3 separate regions of the Homo sapiens genome follow, and regions 2 and 3 are each linked to region 1. The links are chromatin contacts, found by Hi-C or POLR2A ChIA-PET in ENCODE. All regions are on one chromosome and are shown on one strand. The core of a region is the stretch at or near the end of the contact, and the rest is flanking DNA. Distances in the headings are between cores, read along the strand shown. Region 1 holds the start of DSP-AS1 (DSP antisense RNA 1). Region 2 overlaps RREB1 (ras responsive element binding protein 1). Region 3 overlaps RREB1 (ras responsive element binding protein 1).

The links. Hi-C counts contacts between places; a loop is a spot of excess contacts on that map. ChIA-PET counts read pairs that join two places held with the same protein, here RNA polymerase II (POLR2A).
Region 2: POLR2A ChIA-PET joins it to region 1 with 10 read pairs in WTC11. The contact joins the enhancer-like site here to the promoter of DSP-AS1 in region 1. POLR2A ChIA-PET finds 5 or more read pairs at or near these places in 2 of 52 experiments (GM12878 and WTC11).
Region 3: a loop to region 1 is called in a map of HepG2, with 2.5 times the contacts of the local background. The contact joins the enhancer-like site here to the promoter of DSP-AS1 in region 1. A Hi-C loop is called at or near these places in 1 of 168 maps with a recorded cell type or tissue (HepG2). POLR2A ChIA-PET finds 5 or more read pairs at or near these places in 3 of 52 experiments (CD8-positive, alpha-beta memory T cell, HEK293 and Panc1).

The regions. Positions count from the first base shown.
Region 1 is chr6:7,540,943-7,545,036 of GRCh38, forward strand. DSP-AS1 (DSP antisense RNA 1) reads right to left here and starts at 2,141. Exons shown (of 2, transcript NR_183331.1): 1 at 2,104-2,141; 2 at 1-111. It overlaps DSP (desmoplakin), which reads left to right and starts at 729. Exons shown (of 24, transcript NM_004415.4): 1 at 729-1,143. The coding sequence starts at 974.
Region 2 is chr6:7,128,223-7,132,316 of GRCh38, forward strand. The region is part of intron 1 of RREB1 (ras responsive element binding protein 1); the gene reads left to right. Among named protein-coding and RNA genes, the nearest start is that of RREB1, 22 kb to the left of the region's middle. Within about 2 kb of position 2,134, at least 15 of the 41 ENCODE cell types and tissues checked have a DNase peak (open chromatin) inside an H3K27ac peak, as active enhancers do.
Region 3 is chr6:7,167,380-7,171,473 of GRCh38, forward strand. The region is part of intron 1 of RREB1 (ras responsive element binding protein 1); the gene reads left to right. Among named protein-coding and RNA genes, the nearest start is that of RREB1, 61 kb to the left of the region's middle. RefSeq lists enhancers at 1,589-2,090, 2,091-2,590. Within about 2 kb of position 2,177, at least 13 of the 41 ENCODE cell types and tissues checked have a DNase peak (open chromatin) inside an H3K27ac peak, as active enhancers do.

The DNA.
Region 1 (4,094 bases), core at 891-3,390:
ATTGCAGTTTATATTTTTGTTATCCCATGAAAAATTAGCTGCAGTGTTTTCCTCTTCATGCCAAAGAGATTAATATTTACGGTGAAGACTTTTCCAGGAAGTCGTGGTTTTCTGTAAAAAAAGGTTTTACACATCAGAAATCGGACTTCTGGGGCAATTTCCTGAATTCCTGGAATAAAACAAAACAAAAAAAAGCCCCCAAACAAAACTCTATCATCTAAAGCGTTCCCTCCTCACTGTGGTCCTAGTCAATGCGTGGTAGGTAGCGTTTCCAGTGATCAACAAAAGTAAATATTTGACCAGTAAGTCTCCAATCGAGAGGCCCCTCCATTCCAGCTATTTCCGCCCGGGGACCGAGGAAATCCTCAAAAGCCGGGCCACGCATTCCCAGCCCGAGAGGCCCCAGCGCAGAGCGCAGCAGCCCCCGCGAGCGCAGGTCCTCCCCGCGGTGGCTTCGCCCAGGGCGCTTGGGTCTCGGGGACCCCGCCCCCGCCCCGCCCGGTGTTACTCAGGCCTCGGTGGCGCAGGGCGGAGTCGCGGGCGGCGGGCGCAGGTGGGGAGGGGCGGCCGGAGCGCGTCGGTGACACCCGCGGGGGGGCGGGGAAGGCGCGGCGGCCGCACCCCACCCTGGGAAGAAACCGGCCAGGTGTGGCCTAGGCGCCCAGTGCCAGCGGGGAGGAGACTCGCTCCGCCGCCGACCAACACCAACACCCAGCTCCGACGCAGCTCCTCTGCGCCCTTGCCGCCCTCCGAGCCACAGCTTTCCTCCCGCTCCTGCCCCCGGCCCGTCGCCGTCTCCGCGCTCGCAGCGGCCTCGGGAGGGCCCAGGTAGCGAGCAGCGACCTCGCGAGCCTTCCGCACTCCCGCCCGGTTCCCCGGCCGTCCGCCTATCCTTGGCCCCCTCCGCTTTCTCCGCGCCGGCCCGCCTCGCTTATGCCTCGGCGCTGAGCCGCTCTCCCGATTGCCCGCCGACATGAGCTGCAACGGAGGCTCCCACCCGCGGATCAACACTCTGGGCCGCATGATCCGCGCCGAGTCTGGCCCGGACCTGCGCTACGAGGTGACCAGCGGCGGCGGGGGCACCAGCAGGATGTACTATTCTCGGCGCGGCGTGATCACCGACCAGAACTCGGACGGCTACTGGTGGGTACCTGCCCGGAGAGCGCGGGCTGCGGGGCTCGCGGGACAGGGAGGGACCGTCCTCCTCTGGACGACTGGGAGACTCGGGTCCCGAAGGTGGAAAGGTTTTTTTGCCCCAGGTCCCGAAAGAACTTCCCGGCCGCGCTGGGAGCAGGACCGGGTGTCCTGACGCGTGCGGGGACAGGTTGGCCCCTGTCCTGCGAACAGGGACTCGGTCGTACCTTTCTCCCCTCCCGCGAGCCCGGGCGGGTGGTCAGAGGGGGCGTCGGGCCCGCGCGGGGCTGTCCCCTGCCTGCTGGACACGGCTGCAGCCGCCTTTGTCCCAGCCCGCGAATGGGAGGTCAGGCGAGGTGGGGCTGCGACCACAAAACCCAACCTCTCCAACCGTAATCAAAGTAAAAGAGGAAAGGAGCGGGGCCCCGGTCCTGTCTGGTGGCCGAGTGGTGCTCGGGGCTCCGCAGTCTCTACCGGCTCACCCCCAATCCCCAGTAACCCCGAGACCACGACTGCAACGACTCCTGGACTCCTCGGCCACCCAAGGACGTTTGTATCAAGGCTGCGCGTCCCGGCGGCGCGGGGTCCTGTCCCGAGGAGGCGCTTCGGCTTCCCCTGTCCGGGAAACGAAACTTCCCCGCCGGGGCGGCTGCCGGGCCCGGGTCTCGAAGTTCGGCCGGGACGTGCCTGTTACCTTCGGTCGTCCGCGCCGCAGCCCCCGCGGGCGAGCGCACCTGGGGCCCTGCCTCTGAGCCTTTTGTTTCCTCCTTTTTAAAAACACCGGATGAAAGACCCCAGTGTGCCTTGGATCGCAGAGCGCCGGCCGCATGTCTGCTTTGATCCAGAATGTGTGGGCAGGGGAGTGGGGGGGTGGGAGAGGACGACGCTGGGGGCCCGCCCTGGCCTAGGCGCCCCGGGAAGACCCCCCGGTGAGAGGGTCAGCTTCTCCGGATCCCAGCGGAAACAGACCGAGGGCGTCATTTGGGTGGGTGGGGAAGAGATCCTGTCCCTGCTTTGACCGGGTCTCGGGAGCTGGACTCTAGATGCCCACGTGAGCCGTGCGCGTTTTGCAGCCCGCCCCACCTCCCCGCCCCCTGCTAGTTGTTCCCACGTCGGGCTTTTGGGAAAGAGGCCCTGAGCGCCGGGACGTTATTTACCAGGCGTTGTGGCCCTAGGCCTGGGAGGAGCAACCTGAATGCGCTCCAGGGAGTTTTGTTTTGCAAGCAGTTTTGAAGGCAGGGACTACTCGAGTTGCAACCTGTTTTCTGCTTAGATTCATTTATTTATTTATGGGGCATCCTGAAAATCTATTTTCGCTTTTTTTTTTTTTTTTTTTTTTGAGTTAGCAAAGAATTGTCTCAATCTTGGAGTTCTTTGTTTCCTGAACAAAATGTGTCTGGGGATTTCCAGGGAAAATGTGCCAAGCAATAGAAGGAATGAAAACTTGGGTTTTCATTACATTTGTTTTAAAATTTTGCCAGCCATTTAAATCTGAAATTTAAATTTTCTCCCGCAGTCCTCCAGGATTTGAGATGCACATCCTTTAAATGTGTGGGTTACACACAGTTTAAATCCAAGTCAGAATAGAATGCGAAGGACTCTTTAGTAGCTCTTTTTGGCGTTTTCATGAACCAAGTATTTATTTTGATTATTATTTATAACTATGCTTTTGCTAGCTTGGATTTCTTATCTTTTAAATAGACAATAATCAGTACTATTAATCGAATATTTCACTCCCTTGGCTTCTTATACCTTTTGTAGGGGAGTAAAACTTTAATAAATTAAGTGGTTAATGAACTGCATCAAGGTACATGTTTTATTAGGATTCCCCATTGAAACATTTAATTTTGGGCAGGCTCCATGTTTTTTCCTTGTGTAGTATCATCCCGTGCTCTGTTTTTCCAACTTAAAGCCTACTTACAAACTTGTCAAGTCTCACATCTCTCTGGGAAGGGGAAAGAGACCCAAGTGAAAAATTACCTGACTTTGAGGAAGGATGTTTTTTCTTCTCATTAATGTTGCTCTGCCCGGCAGCAGGGCGTCAAGCTCAGGGCTTGAGTCGGGAGGCGGTCATTCTTTCCGGGGATCCTGGCAATGGAGGTTCCTCTCGAGCCTGACCCAGCCTGCAGTGGTGCTACTGACTACAAAATAGCCCACAAATGCTGACTTCTGCGTTTTCAAATAATAGCGACCGCCTGAAGGCAGGGCATGTCGCAGTTTTTCTGGTGGCATTCTGGTTTTGTGTGGAGGGATATGTTTGGCTGTGGCGTGCACTTTGTAGAAGCAGGGTGCCCTCTGTGCCCAAGGGAGCCACTGCTCTCTGCTAAGTGAATGATGATTAAGAATTTCATAAGTATTTTTCTGACCCGAAGGTTTTCTAAATAAAGGTTTTTGTGGTTTTCTTTTCTTTCTTTCTTTTTTTTTTTTTAGCATGAAAACTAGTATAAAAACTATTGGTTGACTTTAAACTCATTTATTTCAAAAACTGCTACTTTATGGCTGAATTATTAATAGATTGGTGATTTTTGAGATGAGTGTTTTGTATCTAGCCCTTCCCTGAATAAAGAAATTTGAATGTGTGGAGGGCCCAACTCTTAGTTTTCCTTTGAAAATGACTTTAAAACATCTCTCTCTCTCTCTGTCCTTTCCACGAACAGCACTTACCCGTTTTTAGGACAGTATTAGATCTCATTGTATCCTAATTCCCTCTTTTTCCCCCGACCACCTGCCTGTTCTTTGTGTCTTTGTTTTAGATTGAATGGAATCTGCAACTACTTAATTTTGTTAACATTTGGTAAATGTTACAACCTTGATAATGAAATAATAGACATGTACATGTTTTGAAATGTAAATTTTGGATTCTTCTTGGATAGGACATTATATTAATACTGTTTTCAATTACAGCAGAATTACTCTAGTCTTATTCCTGTCATTAAAACAAATTATAAATAGTGAAATTT
Region 2 (4,094 bases), core at 884-3,383, 410 kb before region 1:
AGATTGTTTCATTTTATGATTTTCCGAATTGTTGGCGAACATTTTTTGTTTAGTTTTGTTTTTTCATGTGTTCTCGCATTTGAGATTGTGCAGGAGGAAGTAGGATTCTGGTAAGCTGAAGTGGAGCTTTTGGGGGACCTGGAGGGGAGCTGGGTTGGAGGCAGTGTCTGAAAGTGCTGCTTTTAGTGGGTTCGACCAGGGCACACTACTTAGGGGAAGCAGAGCACCATGTATGTCTCTGTGTGTAATCATCTCAACAACTTCATGAGGTGTAGCTGTTATTTTCTCCTTTTTAAAGACAGGAAACTGAGGCTTAGAGATGCTCCTGTTTCTGAGATCATGCAGCCAGTGACACATGACCAGGAAGCTTTATGGCAGGCTTTAAGAGTTGTTCTTTTAGATAATCTCAATATACGGTGATACCTGGAGAGTTTCTACCACTTGACTCAATTTGTTTGTCTTGGGGCCGGGCGTGGTGGCTCACACCTGTAATCCCAGCACTTTAGGAGGCCAAGGCGGGCAGATCACCTGAGTTCAGGAGTTCGAGACCAGCCTGGCCAATATGGTGAAACCCCATCTCTATTAAAAATAGAAAAATTAGCCAGGTGTGGTGGTGGGCACCTGTAATTCCAGCAACTCGGGAAGCTGAGACAGGAGAATTGCGTGAATCCGGGAGGCGGAGGTTGCACTAAGCTGAGATTGGGCCACTGCACTCCAGCTTGGGCAACAGAGTGAGACTCCGTCTCAAAAAAAAAGTTATGCTTTTGAGCTTAACACATTATTTGAATACCTCCAGCTTCATCTGAAATATCCTTAATTGAGCAATTGCTATGCTAGGTTTAGGCATGGTGGAGTTTGGTGTTTCTTGCCTTTGGGGAGTTGACATTATGAAAGGAATTCTTATGCCATGTGGACCCTGAGCCAAGTTCCCATGGGAAGGCCAAGGCTCACAGAAGCTCGCAGGAGTGGGTCTGCACTTCTAGGAAAAGCACAAGTAGGGGCTGAGAGCCCAGCAGGAAAGCAGGTTGGTTTTGAGTTTACAGTGTAATTTGGTGTTGAGGAAGGTGTCTGAGAAGATGGGTTGGAGGGATAGTGGGGCAAGGTGGAAGGTGGGGCAGGATTTGACCTTTTCTTCTTAATTTAAGTGGTAGGGAGTCCAAAGTTTTTGAGTAGAGAAGTCACAGTTGGCCTGCTTAGGCCTTGGAGACACCCTCAACAGTGGGCATGTGGTTTGTGTGTCTGTGCTTTGGGTGACTGCCGTGGCTCACTTCACTGTTTGCTTTTTGGCCTGAGGCAGAGAGTGCCTCCCATGGCAGCTCGTACAGGATGAACCAAGAGGCAGCACCCAGGATATCTGAATTGCCTAAAGCCACTGCAGTGATGTACACACATAGCGAAGCTTTATTTCTTTACAGCCATAGACTTGTTGAAAAGCTGAATCACATACTTTGCTTGATATTTGACTTTGTGGTTACCAATTCCAGGTGAGCCACCTTCGAGAGGGGTAACATCCTGTTGTCGGAAAGGTGCAGCCGGGCAGCAGGGAACCTGGGTTCCACTTTAGCCCTGACATAGAAGGTTTTGGTTCATGTCCCTTTGGTCTGGTAGGCCCCTTTTTGGTGCTTGTTTACGGAACTGATTTATCTTGTTTATAATGTTGGTAGACGGGTGTATATACCAAGACCTCTGGTTTACTGAAGGTAGGGCCAAGAGCTTTCCAGCAGTCTGTTGAGTGGAGCTACGGGTCAGTCAGCACACCTGGCCCAGAGCACCGTGAGCTGGTGAACCTACTTGTCCCAGGTGTTGTAGTGTGGCACTTGAGCCCACTCTACTGACTCTCCCCTCCCTCACTCAATTTTGGAGTCTTGCTGTCTTTGCCTGTTGCTGTTCTCTGCCTCAGCCCAAAAGGAGACAAGGAGTGCCTTCACCTGCCCTCACTGGGGGCAAGAGCAAGTCTGGATAAATGACTTTTACTGATAATTCCTCCAAATCATTTTTATCCTCCATAGCCAACACTCCTTCCTCTAAAAACCTGCAAAGTAGTAGTAGTAAATCCCTTTCCATTCCTCTCCTTTGCTCTTTCAGGCCTCTGGTAAAGCTGGAAGCGCCTGAAAGAGAGGCAACCGAAGCCAAGGCTGCCATAATCCACGCGCTCTGGACGTCACCCTGGGTGACTCAGATTTGGTTGCATTTGTCATTTCACAACCACCTGCATCTGATCCCACTGTGTGGGCAAACTGTCTGCTGGGAGTCTCTGCCTGGTGCCTGGTCTTGGGGGCATAGTGTTCTTCCCCAGAATTGCTTTTCCCAGCTGTTTCTCTATAGCTTTAGTCATGGGGTTCACTAGTGAAAGCTGCCATGCCTACCCTCCCCATTTACTTTTGTTAGTAGTCATTTCTTTTTTTTTTTTTCGAGATGGAGTCTTGCTCTGTCACCCAGGCTGGAGTGCCATGGCGTGATCTTGGCTCACTGCAACCTCTGCCTCCTGGGTTCAAGCAATTCTTCTGCCTTAGTCTCCCGAGTAGCTGGGCTTATAAGCACCTGCCACCACACCCAGCTAACTTTTGTATGTTTAGTAGAGATGGGGTTTTACCATGTCGGCCAGGCTGGTCTCAAACTTCTGACCTCATGATCCATCCACCTTGGCCTCCCAAAGTGTTGGGATTACAGGCGTGAGCCACTGCTCCTGACTGTTAATAGTCATGTCTTTTTTTTTTTTTTTTTTTTTTTTTTTGAGACGGAGTCTTGCTCTGTCGCCCAGGCTGGAGGTCAGTGGCGCGATCTCGGCTCACTGCAAGCTCCGCCTCTCGGGTTCACACCATTCTCCTGCCTCAGCCTCCGGAGTAGGTGGGACTACAGGCGCCCGCCACTGCGCCCGGCTAATTTTTTGTATTTTTAGTAGAGACGGGGTTTCACTGTGGTCTCGATCTCCTGACCTTGCGATCCATCCACGTCGGCCTCCCAAAGTGCTGGGATTACAGGCGTGAGCCACCGCGCCCGGCCAATACTCATTTCTAAGAAGCAAATATGTACCATCGTATGCCAGTCATGGTAAATGCTTTCTGTGCATTATCTTCATAGTCCTCACAACAGTCCTATTAAATTGGTATAATTATCCTCATTTTGCAGATTTGGAAGGTGGCATTTGGGGAGGTTACCCTAATCTTTTCAGTTACCTAACTTAATGTACAGGAGGCATTATACCTCTTGCAGTCTGTATTTCATCTGATTTAATCTTTGCATCAACTTAAAAGTTCACTGTTATTTCTGTTTACAGATGAGGAAGCTGGGGCTTAGTTTAAATAACTTGCCCAAGGTTACTCTAGCTAGTTAGTGAGGGAGTCTGAATTCAAACCCAGGCCAGTGTACTCCAATACAAGTGCTCTTCATCTTTTCACTTCTGCATTTGTTTTTTAAGTAAAAATATCCACTTTTGGGCTGACAAAGCTGATAGCTTCTCGAACTCCTGGCCTCAAGGGATCCTCCCATCTCTGCCTCCCAAAGTGGTAGGATTACAAGTGTAAGCCACACGCCCGGCCAAAGCTGATGGCTTCTATTGGATTTGTTTTCTAATGCTTTGTCCATTTTTAAATGGGGGAAGAAAGGGAGATAATGTACTATAGGTTAAGCTCCTTGAGGACTTTTTTTTTTTTTGGAGACAGAGTCTCCTCTGTCATCCAGGCTGGAGTGCAGTGGTGTGATCTTGGCTCACTGCGACCTTCACCTCCTGGGTTCCTGTGATTGTCGTGCCTCAGCCTCCCAAGTAGCTGGGACTACAGGCACATGCCACTACTCCCAGCTAGTTTTTGTATTTTTAGTAAAGATCGGGTTTTTTTGGTTTGTTTGTTTGAGACAGAGTTTTGCTCTTGTTGCCCAGGCTGGAGTACAATGGTGCAATCTCGGCTCACTGCAGCCTCTGCCTCCCGGGTTCAAGCGATTCTCCTGCCTTAGCCTCCGAAGTAGCTGGGATTACAGGCATGCGCCACCATGCCTGGCCAATTTTTGTATTTTTAGTAGAGACAGGGTTTCATCATGTTGGTCAGGCTGGACTCGAACTCCTGACCTCAGGTGATCTACCTGCCTCGGCCTTCCAA
Region 3 (4,094 bases), core at 927-3,426, 370 kb before region 1:
TTTTGCTCTTGTTGCCCGGGCTGGAGTGCAATGGCACTATCTTGGTTCACTGCAACCTCTGCCTCCTGGGTTCAAGCAATTCTCCTGCCTCAGCCTCCTGAGTAGCTGGGATTACAGGTACCCGCCACCACGCCCAGCTAATTTTTTGTATTTTTAGTAGAGATGGGGTTTCACTATGTTGGCCAGGCTGGTCTCGAACTCCTGACCTCAGGCAGTCTACCCGCCTCAGGCGTGAGCCACCGCTCCCGGCCGGGGACAGGAATTTTTTTAGAAGACCATCAAGGTGAGCTCCTGCCTTCAAGGTTTTGGCAATCCAATAGGGGAAGCAGATGGGTGAATTGAGGAGTTAGGAGAATCATCCCAGGGACTACCTGGAATGTTGGAGGATAAATAGTGTAGCATCAGTAGCTCGCATGCTGGAGGATGCCACAATGTTTGTAAAGTATTTTAACAAGCACTCCTTTGAACCTATATTGTAAGGTAAGGAGGGCAGTGTTATCAGCTTCATTTTTCAGCTAGGAGAACTGAGGCTCAGAGTTCGGTGGCTCCATTGATGGCAAGCTGGATTTCCAGGCCAAAATTTAAGACTCCCCATGTCAGGCTGGGCACGGTGGTTCACGCCTGTAATCCCAACACTTTGTGAGGCCGAGGTGGGAGGATCACTTGAGGTCAGGAGTTTGAGACCAGCCTGTTCAACAAAACTCCATCTTTACTAAAAATACAAATTTAGCCGGGTGTGGTGATGCATGCCTGTAATCCCAGCTACTCGGGAGGCTGAGGCAGGAGAATCACTTGAACCCAGGAGGCAGAGGTTGCAGTGAGCCGAGATCATGCCACTGCACTCCAGCCTGGGTGACAGAGTGAGACTCCGTCTGAAAAAAAAAAAAAAAAAAAAAAGATTCCCCATGTCATGTGCTTTTAAAGTTATGCTGTAATGGTTTATTCTTGCACATGCTTTTGGAATCTTAAGGTATTATGCAGAGAGGACAAGTGTTATGCAAGATAGATTGTCCCCTTAGAAGTGCAGAATCTGGAAGTCAGAAGAGTCTTCTAACCTGGTCTCCCACCCATTGCCGGACTGGGGTTTTTTGTTTGCTTTTTAATTAACTAGTGGTTACCCACCCTCTGCTTGAAGACTCCTGGGGACAGCGAGCTCATTACCTTATCTGGCCTGTATCCATCTGAGGGCTTAGTTCAAAGCTCTGGTTTAAAGAATCATGGAGCTCCAGAGTTACTTGTTTGTGCCTCATTCCTTCCATGGTGGACCTGTGCAATGAGTGTGCCCCTCTTCCACACACCAGTCCTGCAGCTTTTGTAGCTGGCTCTTGTCTCCATTCTGTTAGCCATTTCCAGTTTTCCCCTTGACTTGGTTTCCCAATCCTCTAGCTTGCTAATGACCCTTCTCCAAATGGTTTTTCAAAGACCCTTCTTGTGCTACAGTGGAAAGTACAAGATTTTTGGAGTCAGACAACCCCAGGCTAGACTCCTGGCTCCGCCCTTTAAGAGCTGTGCTATATCTAGCAAATAACCTAATCATTACCTTACAAGATGTGGGGGAGGATTAAATATATGTAAAGTGCCTAGCATATTTCTAGCATAGAGTTTATGTCACAAGTGTTAGTGCCCTAGGTTATCAGGGAAGTGGGTGCTCTGGAAAAAATATAATTGGATGCACATTAGATTTCCAGTATACTCTGACTTGAATCCTGTTTTCTGTTACTTATAGCAACATTCTTTTCTGTTTTCAAATTCCTCAACCAAGGTGTGTTGTGGAGGCCTCTTCCTACCCTTTCTTGCACCTGGGTCTACCTGATAAGCCAGGAGAGCAGATCTTAGGGTGGGACAGGGCAGGGGAGCTGCTCAACTTAATTCCCTGTGGGACATCTTTAGCCTTGGCCCAGGAAACCCTGCCTTGCCCTGGGGGTAGGTGAGGGTGCCCTGTGGGCCCTCTGCCCCTGTGGTCCAGCATGGGTGCTTCCTTATTAGAGCATAGTCCACCTTGGGCACCCAGAGTAGAGACGATACATGTTTCTGCTAAGTTAGGCAAGAAAGTGATGAAATACCAGGGTCCTGGCAGGCAGGCTGAAAAACAATGTTTAGGAAAAGTCTGGCTTTTTTGGGGAAAGGGCCAGGGACTCAACTCTTCCCACAGCTGAGTGCCGAGGGCTGCTGTGTCCCCTCCCAGGGGAGCCGGGTGCTGTGTGACAAATGGCTGCCATTTAGCAGCTGTGTCTTGGCCTTGCAAATCTGGCAGTAGTTAGATCCTGGCAGGAAGACATGCTCCCTGGAGAAGAGCTACAAGAAGTGGAGTCAGCTTCTTCATAGTCCTCATGTACTAGCAGGAAAGCTTATCACTGGGACTGTGCCCCATTTCCTTCCTTTAAAGAAGCACAGAGCCTTGCAGAGAGGTGCAGGAAGAAGAATGGGGTACCACAGGATGGTTTTATCTGGCATTGTCCAGAAAATCTCCCTAGCTCTCCCGTGGATCATGTTTTAAATACTCAATCTGACTGACGTAGATAAATTTGGTAGGCAGGGACCCTGTCTCCCCAGTCAATGTGTGCCTCCCTGCTGAAGTTATATTTAATGTAATAATTTAAATGTCCAAGTGATTTTTAAGAGAAGCTGCTTCCTGCATGGAACCTATTACTCTGCATTAAGCTGCTCCTTCCCCCACACTTTACAAAATATTGAAGTTTTCCTTTACCTAAGAACAACCGACATTGCTTTTGAAAAGGAGCATCAGTAGCTTGTGTTATTTCTAATAAAATGCTCCAGGTCAAGACCAGCGGGGTATTTGAAACCTAGTCAGAGTAAGGAGCAGACACCCTGGCCTGTGAGAATGACCTCTGATTTTCCTTCCTCCACCCTCTGGTCCCATTAAGAGATAAACTGTAGTAGATGGTGAGCAGTTTCCAAGGCTGTAAGAGGGAACCCCAGGGCTGCGTGTCTCCCCTTGAGGTCATCTCCCTAACTGTTCTCCCCGTCACCTGCCCCTTGTTGCTCACTCCTCACTGCCCAGGAGCAGCAGAGAGGTGAGGGAGGGTATCCGGGGCCACCAGGAATCCTGGCTGAAGGGCTCAGGTTTGGAGGTGATCCACAACCACCTCCAAGGAGCTTTTCGGGAAGTACCACAGGCTTGGCAACTGCTGTTTGCTGGAGAGAAGGCTTTTAGGATCCAGGGCTGCGTGAAGGCCCAGGCCATGTGGTTTTGCCAGCCATGCACTGCAGGCTGGCCTTGCCTGTCTGAAGCCTACCTCTGATGTGTGTTTGTTCCTGAGGAAGCCCTGCATAGATCCATTCCTCCCTGTCCCTCATTTATTATTATTTTTTATTGTGGTAGATAAAGCCAGAGTTAGAAATGGGGATCTTTGTCTCTGACCCAGGGCCTTGGTTTTTGCTCTGGAGGTGTATGATAAGCCAAGCAGCTTCTCCCAAATCCTCACTAAAGGAAGGTTTTCAGTGAGATCCTGAGCTTCTTCATGAGCTGGTTCTCAGGGCTGGATGGAAGCCTCCAGAGAGCTGTTAACTCAGAAACTCACACTGCTGTGCCAGCCCCCAGAGGGTTTCTGACTCGGTAGGTCTGGGGTGGGACTGAGAATTTGCATTTCTAATAAAGGGCTGGATGCTCATGCCCTTGGGGTTTGTTTGGTGGAGGGTCTGTAGTAGTTAATTTCTCCCTGCCTCGTGTTGGTGGATCTTCTCTGCAAGGTCAGCTCATCAGATAGGACTAGACTGTTCAGGATTCAGGCAGAGCCTCCTTTGCTTGGCTGCTTCTAGAACACAAGGGTATATAACGTGAAGTGCCCCATCACTTTGCAGAGCAAGCGTAGTGTTTCCAAACTCTTGCCCGCTGCAACGAACCTTTTAGACTGAGGTGGAAGTCCAGTTCTGCCTCCTGCCAGGGAGAGGAGGGCAGAGGTGAAGGGGGAGGAGAGCACTCCGCCTTCCTGCCTTGACGGGGACGGAAATGGAAAGCCAGGTGCAGAGCATCTGGAAGGGCAGCAGTGATGCAGAGCGAGATTATTAGAAGTCAGAGAACGTGACTAAGGGAGCACACCTGTGCTCTCCAGCCATGGGCCAGGAGTCGCACA